Regions from separate parts of the Homo sapiens genome. Here region 2 is linked to region 1. A link is a contact called in ENCODE Hi-C or POLR2A ChIA-PET data. All regions are on one chromosome and are shown on one strand. The core of a region is the stretch at or near the end of the contact, and the rest is flanking DNA. Distances in the headings are between cores, read along the strand shown. Region 1 has its middle 72 kb from the start of BANF2. Region 2 has its middle 52 kb from the start of SNORD17.

Region 1 (7,776 bases), core at 2,876-5,375:
ATATCCTCGTGTTGGACCGAGTGCTAGTGGCTGGGGCTCTGATGGTAGGCAAGACAGGCAGCCCCTGCCCTCTTGGGGCTAGATATGGCAGGAGATGAAGATACTTGCACAGGTGATTGCACAACAGCACCATGGATGCTCTGAGGAGGGTGCTAGAGGAGCACCCAGGTGGAAGCAGGGAAGGCTTCTCGGAGGAAGAGATGTTGCAGCTGAGAGGTGAAGGGTGAGCTGGGAGAAGTGATGGGCAGCTGCAGGAGTTGGCTGGTGTGTTGGGAAGAGTACTGTTCCTGGTAGGGGAAATGATCTATGCAAAGGTGAGAGAGATCCCACGTGACCTATTTAGGGACCTGAAGTGGATTCTATAGGGGAGAGTGAGGTGTGGAAAAGAGGAAGGGTGGTGACAGAGGAGGCTGCAGTCAGCTCTGGAGAGGTCCTGTAAACCCTATTGAGGCATTGAGATTTTTAGCCTGAGGACAAAGGTAAGAAGTTGAAGAATCCATCACGCGAGTGGCGTCCCCAGATTCGTGTGTTGGAAAGATCTCTCTAATGGCCGTGTAGACACTAAGGTTGGGGGGATGGGTGCAACAGGTGTAGTGGGGAGACCCAGCAGGGGCTGGAGGTGATGGTGGCTTGGATTGGGGATGGTAGCAGAGGATGGAGAAAAAACGACCTTTGCCTCTCGATGGCATTTAGGGGATCCCTAATAGGGCGAGAAAAGCAGGCAGCTCTGGGCTACCTCTTCCCCTTTTCCAGCCTTTACTTTTATCTTTTTTTTTTTTTTTTTTTGAGACAGAGTCTCGCTCTGTCGTCAGGCTGGAGTGCAGTGGCGTGATCTTGGCTCACTGCAACCTCTGCCTCCCGGGTTCAAGCGATTCTCCTGCCTCAGCCTCCTGAGTAGCTGGGATTACAGGCGCACACCACCACGCCCAGCTAATTTTTGTATTTCTAGTAGATACGGGGTTTCACCTTATTGGCCAGGATGGACTCAATCTCTTGACTTCGTGATCCGGCTGCCTCGGCCTCCCAAAGTGTACTTTTATGTTTTCACTTCTCAACTTGTTGACTTCTTTATTGGCATATAACTTAGAGTAAAGGGCATGAATTATAAGCGGGCAGCTTGCTGGTTTTCTGCGTATTTTCAGCTTCCAGCAGGGTCTCTCGCACTGCCCCCTAAACTAGCCATTGTTCTGACCTTTGTCATCATGGGGCAGTCTTGCCTGTCCTTGACCTTCAAACAAAGGAATCCCACAGCAAGCTTCCAGAGGTTCCTCCATGCTGCTGTGTGTGGCGGTAGTTTATACTTTTTCTCATTGTGTTGTGTTCCATTGTATGAACACACACACATAATTTATATCTCCTCCTGCTGATGGATATTTGGGTTGTTTCCTGTTTGGGGGCATGATGAGCAGTGCTCCTATGTGTATTCTCGTACATGTCTTAGGAAGCTTCTATGCAGCACAAGCACTGGTTTCTGGTAGACATATACCTAGGAAGAGAATTTCCAGGCTTCATTTCTAGGAAGTTCTCTTTCACCTTCCCCCATTCTTAGGCAATAGGGAAGGTTTAGGGGCAGTGGGGGATAGGCCATCCTTACGCTGAATGTGGTCGCACAGTTGGACAGTTGCCCACTTACCGGGCACAGGGTCTGTCCACAGCCGAGGTGCCCACTCGCTGTTCGTAAGTGGACACAGGCATTCCACTGAACTGGAAATAGCACGCTCTTGTTATTTTTAAGGCTTACCTTCTTTTTGGTTTTTCCTTTTTTCTTTTTTGGGTAACAGTCTTGAAAGAGACTCTTACAGGGAAAATAACAGAAAGCAAAGACTTCTGTATTTGATTCATAAAATGATTTCTCCAGGGATGAATCCACCGAAACCTCCTAATTCAATGTCACTCAGAGGAGTCCATGGACATTTGTGTCCAAGAATATTAATAGCAGTAACTTAAAAAAAAAGCTTCTTCCATCAGGGAAGTTTGGGAGACACCCAACTGAACAAAGTGAGTTAGGTTTTCTTACTCAGGACTTGTTGGAGCCTCGGTCAGTCTCCAAGAGGCCCCCTAGAAGCCACTTTCTCTCGGCACAGCGTTTTGTGGGCTGGAGAACCCACACTGGGAAAGCCTGTGAGGAGGAATATTTTTGAAGTATTCTTGGAACATGTATTATTGTTTTAGTCTCTGGGGCCTATTTCCTCCAAACCTGAGCCTGCAGTGGAGGTTGAGCCGGCAGGGCATCATTCTCGGCATGAGCCATGCAGCCCTGGGTCCCTTTTTGCATTTGGCTCCACCTGATTCCGAGCATGGGGCTGACTGATCCAAGTTCAGAGAAACTAAGTTCATACAAAACCAGGCCTCAGAGGAGTTCCCAGGAGCTCCTGGGCACCCAGACCCATCTACAAACGGTGGAGGAGCTTCGTCCCTACACTTGCTGGTCCTTCCAGCTCCTCCCCCAGATATCTCCAGAGCCACTGCCTCCCCTCCTCAGGCCTTGACCTTCTCTGTGAGGATTCCGCTGACCACCTTGAAGTCACAGCCTTGCCCCCACCCCCAGCACTTCGTATTCACTTTTCCTGCTGTTTCCCCTCCTGAGCCCTTACCTAGATTTAACATACTCCATCTACTTATTTATTTATTTACTTGAGACAGGGTCTCACTCTGTCACCCAGGCTGGCATGCAGTGGCATGATCATGGCTCACTGCAGCCTGGACCTCCCAGGCTCAGGTGATCCTCCCACCTCAGCCTCCTGAGTGGCTAGGACTACAGGTGCCCACCATCACGCCCAGCTATGTTTTGTATTTTTTGTAGAGATGGGGTTTTGCCATGTTGCCCAGGCCGGTCTTGAACTCCTGGGCTCAAGACATCCACCTGCCTTGGCCTCCCAAAGTGCTGGGATTACAGGCGTGAGCCACCGTGCCCGGCCTCCATCTATTTACTTAACTTGTTGATTGCCCCCTCCTCCTCCAGCTAGAAGGCAAGCTAGAAGGCAGGAAGGGCAGGGTTATTATCCGTCTTGCTCTGCCATACCCCAGAGCCTGGAACACTGTGCGGCAAACAGTCGGTGCTCAGCAGATGCGTCCAGAGTGAATGAAGTGTGTCCACTGTGCTCTTGTGAGAATGCTTTCTTCTAATTTGTGATGTTTCTGCCTAAAGAAGGTCAAGTTGCCAGCCTGACTTTGGTAGATGGGAACCACTGGTGAGAACTCCACCTGCTTCCCTCAAGACGGACCTATCTGTTATGTATTCTGAGGCAGGCACTTTGCTGGGGGCGCACACAGGATTCCAAAACCCACTGTGAAAATGCACACCCCAGGGAGTGCATTCAGACTGGAAAGCAGGCTCTTTTATCTTTCTTTTTATTGATATTGCATTTGAAAAATACATACATACAATCAATAAAATACACAAAGTGAGGTTTCTTTCTCACCTCGAACCCCTACATTCCACTTCTCCTCTCCAGAAGCAACCTTTGTTAGTTTCTTTTTTAGCTTTCCTGAGGTATTTCATGCATTTATAAGCATTTTTTTCTTTTTTCACAGGTGATAACACACCATACATGCTCTTCAGCATGTGACTTCTTTCACTTAACAATATGTCTGGGAGGCACCTCCACCTCAGAGCATAAAGAGCTCTCTTTGAAAAGGCCACAGAATATTCCATTAGGTGGATGTACAGGACTTAACCTGCTATTGTCCATCGGCACGAAGGTTGAATCCAGTTTTTTGTCTATTACAAGCAATGACATGTGTATACTTTTGAAAGGAGGGAAAGAAAGGAAGGAAGGAGGGAAGGCAAAGAGAAGGGAAGAAAGACAGGAAGGAAGAAAGAGAAAAAGAAGGAAGGAAGGGAAAGAAAAAAAAAGAAAGAAAAGGGAGGAGGAAGGGAGGGAGGGAAAGCAAGCCACCAACGTGGTTCAGAATTTGACAAATATTTATTGGCACATATTTTAAGTGCCAGGCCTATTGTTAAACTCTAGGAAGCTCCTGCCCTTGGAGCCAGTCTAACAGTGAATCTCAAAGTCCTGTCGCTTTTTTCTCTTCAGAGAAATTCCTCATGGCTTCTCCTGGGGAGGGGAGCGGCGAAGGGGAAAGTAGGGAAGAGGCTCTGCTTAGCTTTGAACTGCACTCAGGGCACGGTTGTATGTGGACGCACTCAACCACAAGCACGGTGGCCGACTCTCACAAATGTACATTCGGGCAGCCTGAGGGTTATGAGTTTGTCATGATATATTTAGAGCGAGCAAGAGCCCTTTAGTGGTGCCCCGAGCCAGAGAGTAAATAGCTGCTTACACGGGCATTTAAAGCCAACATAGAAAGAGGCTGTAATTGCAGTGCTCAGGAAATGCCATACTTGAGAGCTTTTCTAAAATGACATGCTATTTGACCCAATATTTTCCAGAATGCAGAGGCTTCTTTGATCTTTGCAGCACGGCGCCCTTGCACAATGACTGGGTCACAGCAGCACTCCGGATGAACATGCCCCGCCGGGGGTAGAGCTGGTAACTGGGAGGACTTGGGCTGAGAGCTGGTGGACCAGATCTTGGGTTGAATTCTCCCAGAAGTAGAGAAAGATGGAGTTCAGAAGATTGTTTGGAAACGCATTTCTGGAAGCCCCCCTGGGGAGCGGGGAAGGGAGACAAACCTGTTCAGAGTATTGATGGGTAGTTAGCACCGTGGACAAGCAGAACTCAACACTGTAGGGGCCTTGGGAGATGGCAGGGACATGCTTCACAGCAGCCCACCTGAGGGGCAAGGAAGCTGGAGTATTTATCCCACCAACATCCATTCCTCATTGGCCAGAGGTGTCTTGGGAGGGAGTAGGGGGTTGAGTCTCCAATCAGCCCTGCTTAAAGCTGGGGAGAGAAGCTGTTGGGTTGGCCTCCATAGGATTTTTATAGAAAAATCTCCCAATTGCTAAATGTTGGCAAATGATCCCCAATTTTCTTTTCCTTTTTTTTTCTTTATTTTGAGACAAGGTCTCACTCTGTTGCCCAGGCTGGAGTGCAGTGGTGTGGTCATGGCTCACCGCAGCCTCAACTTCCTGGGCCCAAGCGATCCTCCTGCCTCAGCCTCCTAAGTAGCTGGGACCACAGGCATACACCACCACACCCAGCTAATTTTTAAATTTTTTTTTGAGATGGGGTCTCCGTATGTTGCCCAGGCTGGTCTCTAATTCCTGGACTCAATCAAGCAATCCTCCTGCCTTGGCCAAGGCAGGCAGATCGCTTGAGGCCAGGAGTTCGAGACTAGCCTAGCCAACATGTCAAAGTCTCTTATCTACTAAAGATACAAAAAAATTAACTAGGTGTGGTGGTGCACGCTTGTAATCCCAGCTACTCGGGAGACTGAGGCATAAGAGTTGCTTGAAACCAGGAGGCAGAGGTTGGAGTGAGCAGAAATCACGCCACTGCATTCCAGCCTAGGTGACAGAGTGAGACTCTGTCTCAAAAATAAAAATAAAAATTCCATGAAGTCAGAGAGAGCTGACAATTTACTCCTCCTCAGTTGATTATACCTCAGCTTACTTTTTTCTTTTTTTATTATACTGAAAAGTTGCAAAATACCTCAGTTTATATGAGTTTTCCAGATTAAAATATTATTGCTTTTTAGTGAAATCTTTACAGATGAAATGATGTTTGGGATTTGTTTCAAGGTAATATAGGAGGTGAAAAGTGGGTCAAGTATAGATACGGAAAGATTGGTCATGGATTGATAAGAATTAAATTGGGTCACAATAGTCATATACTATTTTTTATTTTATTTTATTTTATTTTTTGAGATGGAGTGTCACTCTGTCGCCCAGGCTAGAGTGTAGTGGCACAACCTCGGCTCGGTGCAACCTCCGCCTCCTGGGTTCAAGCAATTCTTGTGCCTCAGCCTCCTGAGTAGCTGGGATTACAGGCGTGGGCCACCATGCCTGGCTAATTTTTATATTTTTTATAGAGACAAGATTTTGCCATGTTAGCCAGGCTGATCTCAAACTCCTGACCTCAAGTCATCCACCCACGTCAGTGTCACAAAGTGCTGGGATTACAGGCCTGAGCCACCATGCCTGGCCTAGTCATATACTATTTTTATAAATGCCAAACATTTTATGTAATAAAATTTTGAGGGAAAGCTTTGAAAGTTGTTATTGTCAATGAGTGGATTGAATGTGCACAACAGAATAAGAGCGGAACCGAGTGGCGTGCTGAAGGCAGGCAATACCTGGGAATAAATTTTACACTGTCAGGTGACATCTCTTCATGCACATTTCACTCTAGAGCCTAAAGTAGCATTAATCTTGATTTTAGAAGTGGCTCTAAGTTCTAGAAGAGAATTTAGGTCTCTGTCTTGGATTGTCAGCAAGTGTTCTTGAGTGACTGTTGGTAAAACAACCTTGAAGAAAATTCTGATGTGGTTCTAGAGTCACATGGGAAACAAAATGTACTTGAAGGCTGTGTTGTGCTGGAGCCAGCTCATGTCAGGTCTCAAGAGCCAATTACGTGCATCTTTTCTCAACTCTGCTTTTATCGAGATCAGGTTGATAGTTTGAAACTGACCACGGTAGGAACCTGTATATCATGGAAATTGGCAGATGCTATAAATAGGACTTTTTTTTTTTGAGAGCTGGTTGTTGCACAGGTACCACCACACCATGGCTGTAAGGTCTTCCCTGGGACTCTGAGGGTACAGAGACAGTTGCCATTTTAAACGTGTGCAAACCCACTCTTGAAACAGATGCTGTCAACACTTATCAGAGCTTAGGCAAAGGTAAGATTGCCAGAGAAAGGGATGCAGCGGCAGATAGCTTTCCATTAGAAAGCTGATGGTGTTCAAATGTGCCTGTCACAGGGTGTGGACCACAGTGGATACCTTGTCCATGTCAATAAGCTTTTGTTGAGCACTTTCTAGGGGACTGGGGCAGGTTCTGAGGGGAGGTGATGCGTTTGAAAAGGATGGCAGTTAGTTTCATCTGGAGTGCTGTGTTGAGAAGGATTCTGAGGCTGGTCTGGACTCAGCAGGGAAGAGAACAGCTATCTCCTGATCATGTCTTCCATGTGAATGGCAGGCATTAGTTGCCCTGGATCTAATACCGTGCCAAGCCCTGGGCTAGGCCCTGGAAAATGCATCCCTCTGGCTCTCAAGTAACTTAAAATATTGTGACCCATAAATATTTGTTCCCTTTTTCATCTGTTTATTTATTGATCCATCCATTCTTCTTAGGCTGCCTCGAATGATTTATCAGCAACTTTCCTGAAAGGAAAGCTTAAGACCACCTGATATTATTTTATTTTATTTTTTTCTAGCCACATCATTTCACACCATATTTTTATTTATTTATTTATTTTTAATTTTTAAAATCTGCTGTTTTGGGCTGTTCATTTACCACTTCTCCTTTGTCTGGAAACAGTACCCAGTTTCCTTTGGGGGAACCCCTCCTTCTCTCTTAGTGCACCCTCTGGCTCCCGGGTGGCAACTCAGCACATCAGTGCCCTTGGCCACAGTGATTGGCTCAGGCTGAGCACACAACCCATGTTAGACTAAGGGAAGCCACTCCTGGGAACTGCTTGGGAAAGAAGCCCTTCCCTTTCCACCGGTATTAATAAGCAGGCAAGACATGCTTGTACTGTTGGTGGCCATGCCTTTTATCACATGGAGAAAAGTAGCTTGAAAGTGTAGCCAAAAGAGATAAAAGAAGAGATGAAAATGAGAGTAGGAGCTTTCTGATATTTTTGAGGACCTGTAGCCTGCTATTCCTGAAGCCAACACCCCTGGGCTTCTTGGATATATAAACCAACA
Region 2 (7,776 bases), core at 3,010-5,509, 140 kb before region 1:
ACTGGGCTTGGTGCTTGGGGGTCTGTTATTCTACGACCGCAGTGAAGGAGCCGTGGCTGGCTGGGGCAAGCTCTTTCCATGGCAGATGGCAGGAGCATAAGAGAAGGAGGGGAACATGCAAGACTTCCTAAGGCCCAGCCTTGGGACAGGCACCCTGACACTTCTGCCAGCCTGTTGGTCAAAACAAGTCAATGGTCAAGCCCAAGGGCAATGTGGGCAGGGAACTCTTTTCCATGCCCTGGGTTGGGGTCAGGGAAGGCAGGAGGAGAAAATTCTTATTGGACAGTAAGACAATCTACCACACTTCTTCACAAACTCCTTCAGCTCCCTGGCCCCTCTCTCTTTGTAGAGCCCCATCCTGAATGAACACAAATATTTCCCTTCTCTACCTACATACCTGAGCAGCAGAATATTGCTGGAGAAAAGTTTGTAACTTAGCTAATCAGCTAATTTCTCTATAAATGAATTATCTCAAGCATCAATTGGATACTAAACATGGCCTGCCTAACTTCTTTTCCCTCCATAGGTGTATGTATATTTGTGTTAGTTTGTTTGTTTATGGTGGTAAGAAAACATACAACACAAATTTTACCTCAGCCAGTTCTAAGTGTACAATACAGTAGTGTTAAGTACATTCATATTGTTGTTCGACCAAGCTCCAGAATTTTTTCCTTTCCAAGCTGAAACTCTATTCCCATTAAAAAACTCCCCATTGCCCACTCCTCCACAAAGCCCCTGCTAATCACCATTCTACTTTCTGCTTCTATGAATTTTATTACTCTAGAGATGTCACATACATGGAACCATACAGTATTTGTCTTTTTGTGGCTGGCTAATGTCACTTAGCATAATGTCCTCAAAGTTCATTCATGATATAGCATGTGTCAGAATGTCTTTCCTTTTTCCTTTTTCTTTTCTTTTCTTTTTTTTTTTGAGATGGGGTCTTGTCTGTCACCTAGGCTGGAGTGTGGTGGCACAATCTCGGCTCACTGCAACCTCCGCCTCCCAGGTTCAAGTGATTCTCCTGTCTCAGCCTCCTGAGTAGCTGGGATTAAAGGCATGCACCACCACACCTGGCTAATTTTTGTATTTTTAGTAGAGACAGGGTTTTACCATGTTGGCCAGGCTGGTCTTGAACTCCTGACCTCAGGTGATCCGCCTGCCTCAGCCTTGCAAAATGCCGGGATAACAGGCATGAGCCACCACACCCAACTGTTCTTCCTTTTTAAGGCTGAATAATATTCCACTGTGTATTCTATATTTTGTTTATTCGTCCATCGACAGACAATTGAGTTGCTTCCAGCTCTTGGCTATTGTGAATAGTGCTGCTGTGAACCAGGGTGTATGAATGTCTCTTAAAAGTTCTGATTTCAATTCTTTTGAGTATAAACCCAGAAGTGAACTTGGTGGATCATATGGTAATTCTATTTTAATTTTTTGAGGAACCACAATACTGTTTTCCACAGTTTACATTCCCACTAACAGTATGCCTAGCTTTTTATATTTCTCCAGGAAGCCTGCTTTGCCACTGCCACCAATGACTTTGTCATACTTTCTCTTCCTCTAAACTCCCCTCCACTCTTCTACTCTTACTGTCAGTTTCACCCGCAGATGCTGCCTTATTTTACTGAGAAGAAGACCGTCAAATCCAAAAAGAAGCCATCAAATCCAAACACACTCCTTCTCCCGATTTCAGACCACATTCATTGTCAGCATCTTCTCCTTCTCGTCTGTTACGACCGACGAAATGCGTCTGCTCCCTGTCAGGGCAAACCCCTTTGCCTGTGCTCTGACTCCACCTCTCTTGCCAACTCAAAACTTCATTACTTCATTCATCTTTCTAATTTCCTTCCCCGTCCAAATTTCCTTCCAATTTCTATCACCCATCTACTGGATCCTTTTTGTCAGCATTTAAGTAGGCTGAGTGTTGTCCACCTTTAACAGAGATTCACCCTTAAGAGTTCATATCATCTCTGTGATATTCTTGCCAAGAATGTTTAACCTGAATCCAATCATGACAAAAAAATCAGGACAATCCAGAATGTGGGACATGCTACGTGACAACCAGCCCAAACTCTCCAATGTCAGTGGCATGAAAGACAGAAAAATACAGGGGACTGTTTCTGATTAAAGGAGACTACAGAGATGTGGCAACCAAATGGAATGCATGACTCTTGATCGGATGCTGGACCAGAGAAAAAGCTACAAAGGACATTTTTAAACATTTGGGGAAATGTGAATATGGTCTCTTTATTAGATAACTTTGATGCTAAATTTCTTTGAGTGGGATATATCATGAGGTCATGTGGGAGAATGAGCTCGTTCTTAGGAAAAGCATGCTGATATACAGGGGGGTCTGCAACTTTATTTCCAGTGATTTACCCCAAAGTGAATACATGCGGGTATGTGCATGGGAATTAAATGTGACAAAGGGTTGACAAATGATTAAAGTGAAGGGTACAGAAGTGTTCATTGTTCTATCCTTTCAACTTTTCTGTAGGTTTTTCATTTTTAGGAATTAGCCATATTGGTATGGGTCTATTTCTAGACTTTTTATTTTCTCCCATTGATCTGTACATCTCTCCTTTTGCCAATACCACATAAGTCAAGATGACTATAGCTTTGTAATAAGTATTAAAATCTGGTAATATAATTCTTCCAATTTAAAAAAAATAAAAATAAAAATAAAAAGTTGAGCAGAAAAAGAACCTTTCTTTTATTTTTCCTTTTTTTTTTTTGTTTTAAGACGGAGTCTTGTTCTGTCACCCGGGCTGGAGTGCAGTGGCACGATCTCAGCTTACTGCAAGCTCCGCCTCCCAGGTTCAAGCAATTTTGTATTTTTAGTAGAGACAGGGTTTCACCACGTTGGCCAGGATGGTCTCAAACTCCTGACCTCAGGTGATCTGCTCCCCTCGGCCTTCCAAAGTGTTAGGATTACAGGTGTGAGCCACTGCGCCTGGCTAAGAATTTTTCTTTGAGCTATATCTGCCTATAGCTACATCCAATTTATCCGCTGGTCTTCTCAGTTAAACTTCTGAAGTCATTGACACTCAGTGCTCCCACTGCCTCACCTCCCATCCACCAGTGGTTTCTGCCCTCACCGCTGCCTTGAAATTGCTCTTATCAGGGCCCAGACAATCTCCATGCTGGCAATTCCAATGGTGGTGTTCCACATAGGTGGCTGCTTCCTCATCCTTGAAACAGTCTTGTCTCTTAGCCTCTGGGATAACTTATCTCTTGGATTTCCTTCTACCTCACTGATCTCTTTCACTCTTCTTTGCTTGTTCCCTTTTCTCCACCCAACCTGTAAATTTTGGGCTCCTTGGAGCTCAGGCTCTTCCTTCTTTAAATTCTCCTTTGCTGTTGTCATCAATTTTTATCAATTTTAAAAAAACTGAGTTTGTTCCAGTAATACCCAAATATGTACCTCTAGGTTGGATCTTTCCCACACTTGACTACTTGACAACTCTCTTCTTGACACCACTCCTTGGATATTTCACAGACATCTCAAGTTTAACTTTTAATCATTTTTTCATTAACTGAGCCTATATTGATTGAGCACCTGCTGTGTACTAAGTAACTGTTCTAAACACTGGGGACATAGGGAGACAAAACAGTACGACTGTACCATGAGAGCACATTCTAGCTGGAAGAGAAGGATGATAAGCAAATAAGTAAGAATTCATTTGTGGTCAGTGCTATGAAGAGAATAAAATAGGAAATATGTTAGATACATTGGATGGACTGTATATTTTGGATGATCGGAGAAGGTCTCTCTGAGCCTGATGTAGATGAACCCCAAAATTGGGGCTTAGCCTGGGAGGGTTATTGGCTTTGCTCAAGAAAGAATTCAAGAGTGAGTTGACAGTGAAAGAAAGCAAGTTTATTAGAGCAATAGTGTATAGCAAAATGGTGGCTCCGCAGACAGGGCAGAGCTGTCCCATAGACAGAGTAGCCCAGAGTAGCCCAGAGGAGCAGTGTACAGCAAACTGGCTGCTCCACAGAGCAGTCCTGAGCAACAGTGGCAGTGTGAGGCAGCAGTAGCAATGTGGAGGAGGAATCAGAGCAGGAGCTACCGCTTGGATTGCTGGAGTTCTATTTATACCCACTGTTAATTATATGCGAATGAAGGGGTGAGTCATTCAGAATTTTCTAGAAAAAGGGTGGAGAGTTCCTGGAACCATATAAGGTAACTTCTGGGTCATTGCCACGGTACATTGCCATGGTATTTGTAAACTGTCACGGCACCGGTGGGAGTCTATTTAGTAATGAAAAATGAGGGCAGCCAGAGGTCACTTTGGTGGCCATGTACTGGTTTCAGCTGGCTTCTTTACTGCATCCTGTTTTTGTGTGTGTGAGTGTGTGTGTGTATGACGGAGTCTCTCTCTGTCACTCAGGCTGGAGTGCAGTGGCACGATCTTGGCTCACTGCAACCTCCGCCTCCCGGGTTCAAGCAATTCTCCAGCCTCAGCCTCCTGAGTAGCTGGGATTACAGGCACGCGTAATGCACCCGGCTAATTTTTGTAGTTTTAGTAGAGACGGGGTTTCACTATGTTGGCCAGGCTGGTCTCGAACTCCTGACCTCAAGCGATCCGCCCGCCTTGGCCTCCCAAAGTGCTGGGATTGCAGATGAGAGCCACCATGCCCGGCCCTGCATCCTAGTTTTGATCAGCAGGGGCCTTACAGGTGCTCAGAAAATAAGTCCTGCTGATTTTCTACCTCAAAGAGACCAAGATGAGACCAAGATGAGAAGACAGGGCCAGAATAAGCAGGTTTAGAGAGGAGGGCTCTAGGCTGAGGAGAAGACTAGTTTCGACACCCTGAGGGAGGAATTGCTTGGCTCCAGAACTGAGATGTGTCCAGATCTAGTTTTTAATGTGTCCCCAGGACAAGAGCTTTGATCTCTTCTTTCTCTGGTTTGTATCTTTGAATTTCAGGCCATGTAAGACCTGCTCATCAACTCTGTCTGAAAAACCTTTGGTTGACCTGAATTTCTATTCTGGAATCTTCTTCAAATTAGCAGCAGCTTTTTCTCTGAGCTAGAAAGCACTTTGATTCTTTTATTGGCAACAAGTCAGGAATTTTAGAACAAGATGCAGGCATTTGTCAGCGTGTTACAGTCCTTCTTTTCCACATGCAAAGTGCAAATAATAATCCTGACATCTGCTTGAAGGGGAAAGGTTTCCATTGTCCAGTGAGTCTTGGGTCCCACCCCTAGCCCATCCTCTACCCTCCACAGCTGCCTTTGTTTTTCTGGAGGCTGGAGGAGACTGGGGAGACAGAGGTCTTGGGACTGACAGCTGACACAGGCTGTAAGCGTCCCTCTAAGCAAAGTAGAAAGGGCGACGACCTGACCCTGTTCTGTAACCTTCTCTGTAGAAAGTGCAGTGATGCTGACAAAGATGATGATAAAATCTCCTGCACCTCCCTCAGGGCTGAATCCCACTAGGCCTTGCTAATGAGGCACGATCCATCTTTTCCTAAATAGGGGGAAACCACTCCTTAAATGAATTACAATCACTCTTAGAACCTAGGGTTTTTTGTTTGTTTGTTTGTTTCTGAATGGGCAATATATTCATATCTTTCTAAAATTTAAAAAATAAAGATGAAAAAATTTCTAAAAACGTCTTCCCAAGTCCCTGTTCACAACTTCTTGGTTTTCATTCACCTCTATCCCCTGCCCTTCAAATGTGTAACCACTATTATCAGTTTCTTGTGTATCCTTGTGTGCGGCCCACTTGGAACTGAAGACTGCCATACATTCTGTCTTTGGGGCAGCTTCCACTTCCAGGAGAGGGACCAAGAATAAACCTACCACAAATCTTCTATTCAGGGGAGTTTCATGGCCATGAGGAAGACACAGAGACTATTTGCACCTGCATAAATAAACCTCATCACAAACTTCTAAAATACCCTGTTTCTTCTCCTAAAAACCCATTTGTAAATCTATTTGTTCTTCCCATGGTAGCCCTCCTATTCTCCTTCTAAGGCATATAAGCCCCCAGTTCTAACCACTCCGTCATTGAGCACTTCTATGTGTCTGTGCATTCCCCGGGTAATTAAACTCTTTTTTCTTGCTAATCTGTCTTTTTTTCAGTTTAATTTGCAATCCCCCAGTATTGAACCCAAGAGTAAAGTTTTTTTTTAAATTATTTATTTATTTATTTATTTATTTTGAGACAGAGTCTCGCTCTGTCACCCAGGCTGGAGTGCAGTGGCGTGATCTTGGCTCACTGCAAGCTCCACCTCCTGGGTTCACTCCCCAACACCTGCAAAGACTTTATGGGGGAGGTGTATTTTAAATACAAAAATTAGCCAGGTGTGGTGGTGCGTGCCTGTAGTCCCAGCTGCTTGGGAGGCTGAAGCACGAAAATCACTTAAACCTGGGAGGCAGAGATTGCAGTGAGCCAAGATTGTGTCGCTGTACTCCAGCCTGGGTGACAGAGCAAATATATTCTTTTACACCCTACCCCATACACCTTTTTTAAAATTTTGAGAGAAGATATTGCTCTGTCGCCTGTGCTGGAACGCAGTGGCACAATGACAGCTCACTGCAGCCTCAGCCTCCTGGGCTCAAGCGACCTTCACACCTTGGCCTCCTGAGTAGCGGGGACTGCAGGCACACACCACCACACCCGACTTATTTTTGCATTTTTCGTAGAGATGGAATTTCACCATGTTGGCCAGGCTGGTCTCAAACTCCTGAGCTCAAGCAATCCTCCTGCCTCAGCCTCCCAAAGTGCTGGGAGGTGTAAGCCTCCCACACCCAGCTTCCATACACATACCTTTAAAAAAAAACCCCACAAATGATTTTGTACTGTAGGCTGAGTGCAGTGGCTCACACCTGTAATCCCAGCACTTTGGGAGGCCAAGGTGGGAGGATGACTTGAGGTCAGGAGTTTGAGACCAGCCTGGCCAACATGGCAAAACCCTGTCTCTACTAAAAATACAAAAATTAGCCGGGTGTGGTGGTGCATGCCTGTAGTCCCAGCTGCCTGGGAGGCTAAGGCACGAAAATCTCTTAAACCTGGGAGGCGGAGATTGCAGTGAGCCAAGATTGTGTCGCTGTACTCCAGCCTGGGTGACAGAGCAAGACTCTGTCTCAAAAAAAAAAGGAAAAAGATTTTGTACTATATAACTGTTATGTGTCTTGCTTTTCTTTTCACTTGATAATATAACTCGGAAGACTTTCGATGTCTGTATATAGAGAGAATCCTGTTTTTTGTGCCTGAATAGTATCCATTGCATGCATGTGGCTATAATTTTTAAAATAGATATTAAATTATGAATAAAGTACAATAAATATGCAATCCCCTCCAAAATTCCTGTTGAAATGAAATCCCCAATGTACCAGTATTAAGAGGTATAGCCTTTGGGAGGTGATTAAGTCATGAGAGCTCTGCTCTTATGACTGGGATTAGCAGCCTTATGAAAGGGCTGGAGGTTGAAGGGAGCAGTCTCTTGTCCTTCCACTTTCTACCATGTGAGCACACAGCGGCAAGGTGCCATCTTGGAAGCAGAGAGCATCCCTCACCAGGCAGCAATGATGGATCTTGGACTTTCCAGTCAACAGAGCTGTAATAAATACAATAAGTTTCAAGGCTGGGCCTGGTGGCTCATGCCTGTAACCCCAGCACTTTGGGAGGCCAAGGCAGGCAGATCACCTGAGCTCAGCAGCTTGAGACCAACCTGGGCAACATGGTGAAACCCTCTCTACCAAAAACACAAAAAATCAGCTGGATGTGGTGGTGTTCGCCTGTGGTCCCAGCTACTCGG

Evidence for each region. Hi-C counts contacts between places; a loop is a spot of excess contacts on that map. ChIA-PET counts read pairs that join two places held with the same protein, here RNA polymerase II (POLR2A). Pooled maps may share reads with other maps.
Region 2: a loop to region 1 is called in a map of DLD1, with 3 times the contacts of the local background. The contact joins two enhancer-like sites. A Hi-C loop is called at or near these places in 3 of 168 maps with a recorded cell type or tissue (DLD1, HepG2 and endothelial cell of umbilical vein), 6 of 37 single-sample maps with no recorded cell type and 4 of 50 pooled maps. POLR2A ChIA-PET finds 5 or more read pairs at or near these places in 5 of 52 experiments (A549, HepG2, OCI-LY7 and 2 more).

Annotation. Positions count from the first base shown.
Region 1 is chr20:17,768,154-17,775,929 of GRCh38, reverse strand. No RefSeq gene overlaps it. Among named protein-coding and RNA genes, the nearest start is that of BANF2, 72 kb to the right of the region's middle. Within about 2 kb of position 4,125, at least 3 of the 41 ENCODE cell types and tissues checked have a DNase peak (open chromatin) inside an H3K27ac peak, as active enhancers do.
Region 2 is chr20:17,907,459-17,915,234 of GRCh38, reverse strand. No RefSeq gene overlaps it. Among named protein-coding and RNA genes, the nearest start is that of SNORD17, 52 kb to the left of the region's middle. Within about 2 kb of position 4,259, at least 7 of the 41 ENCODE cell types and tissues checked have a DNase peak (open chromatin) inside an H3K27ac peak, as active enhancers do.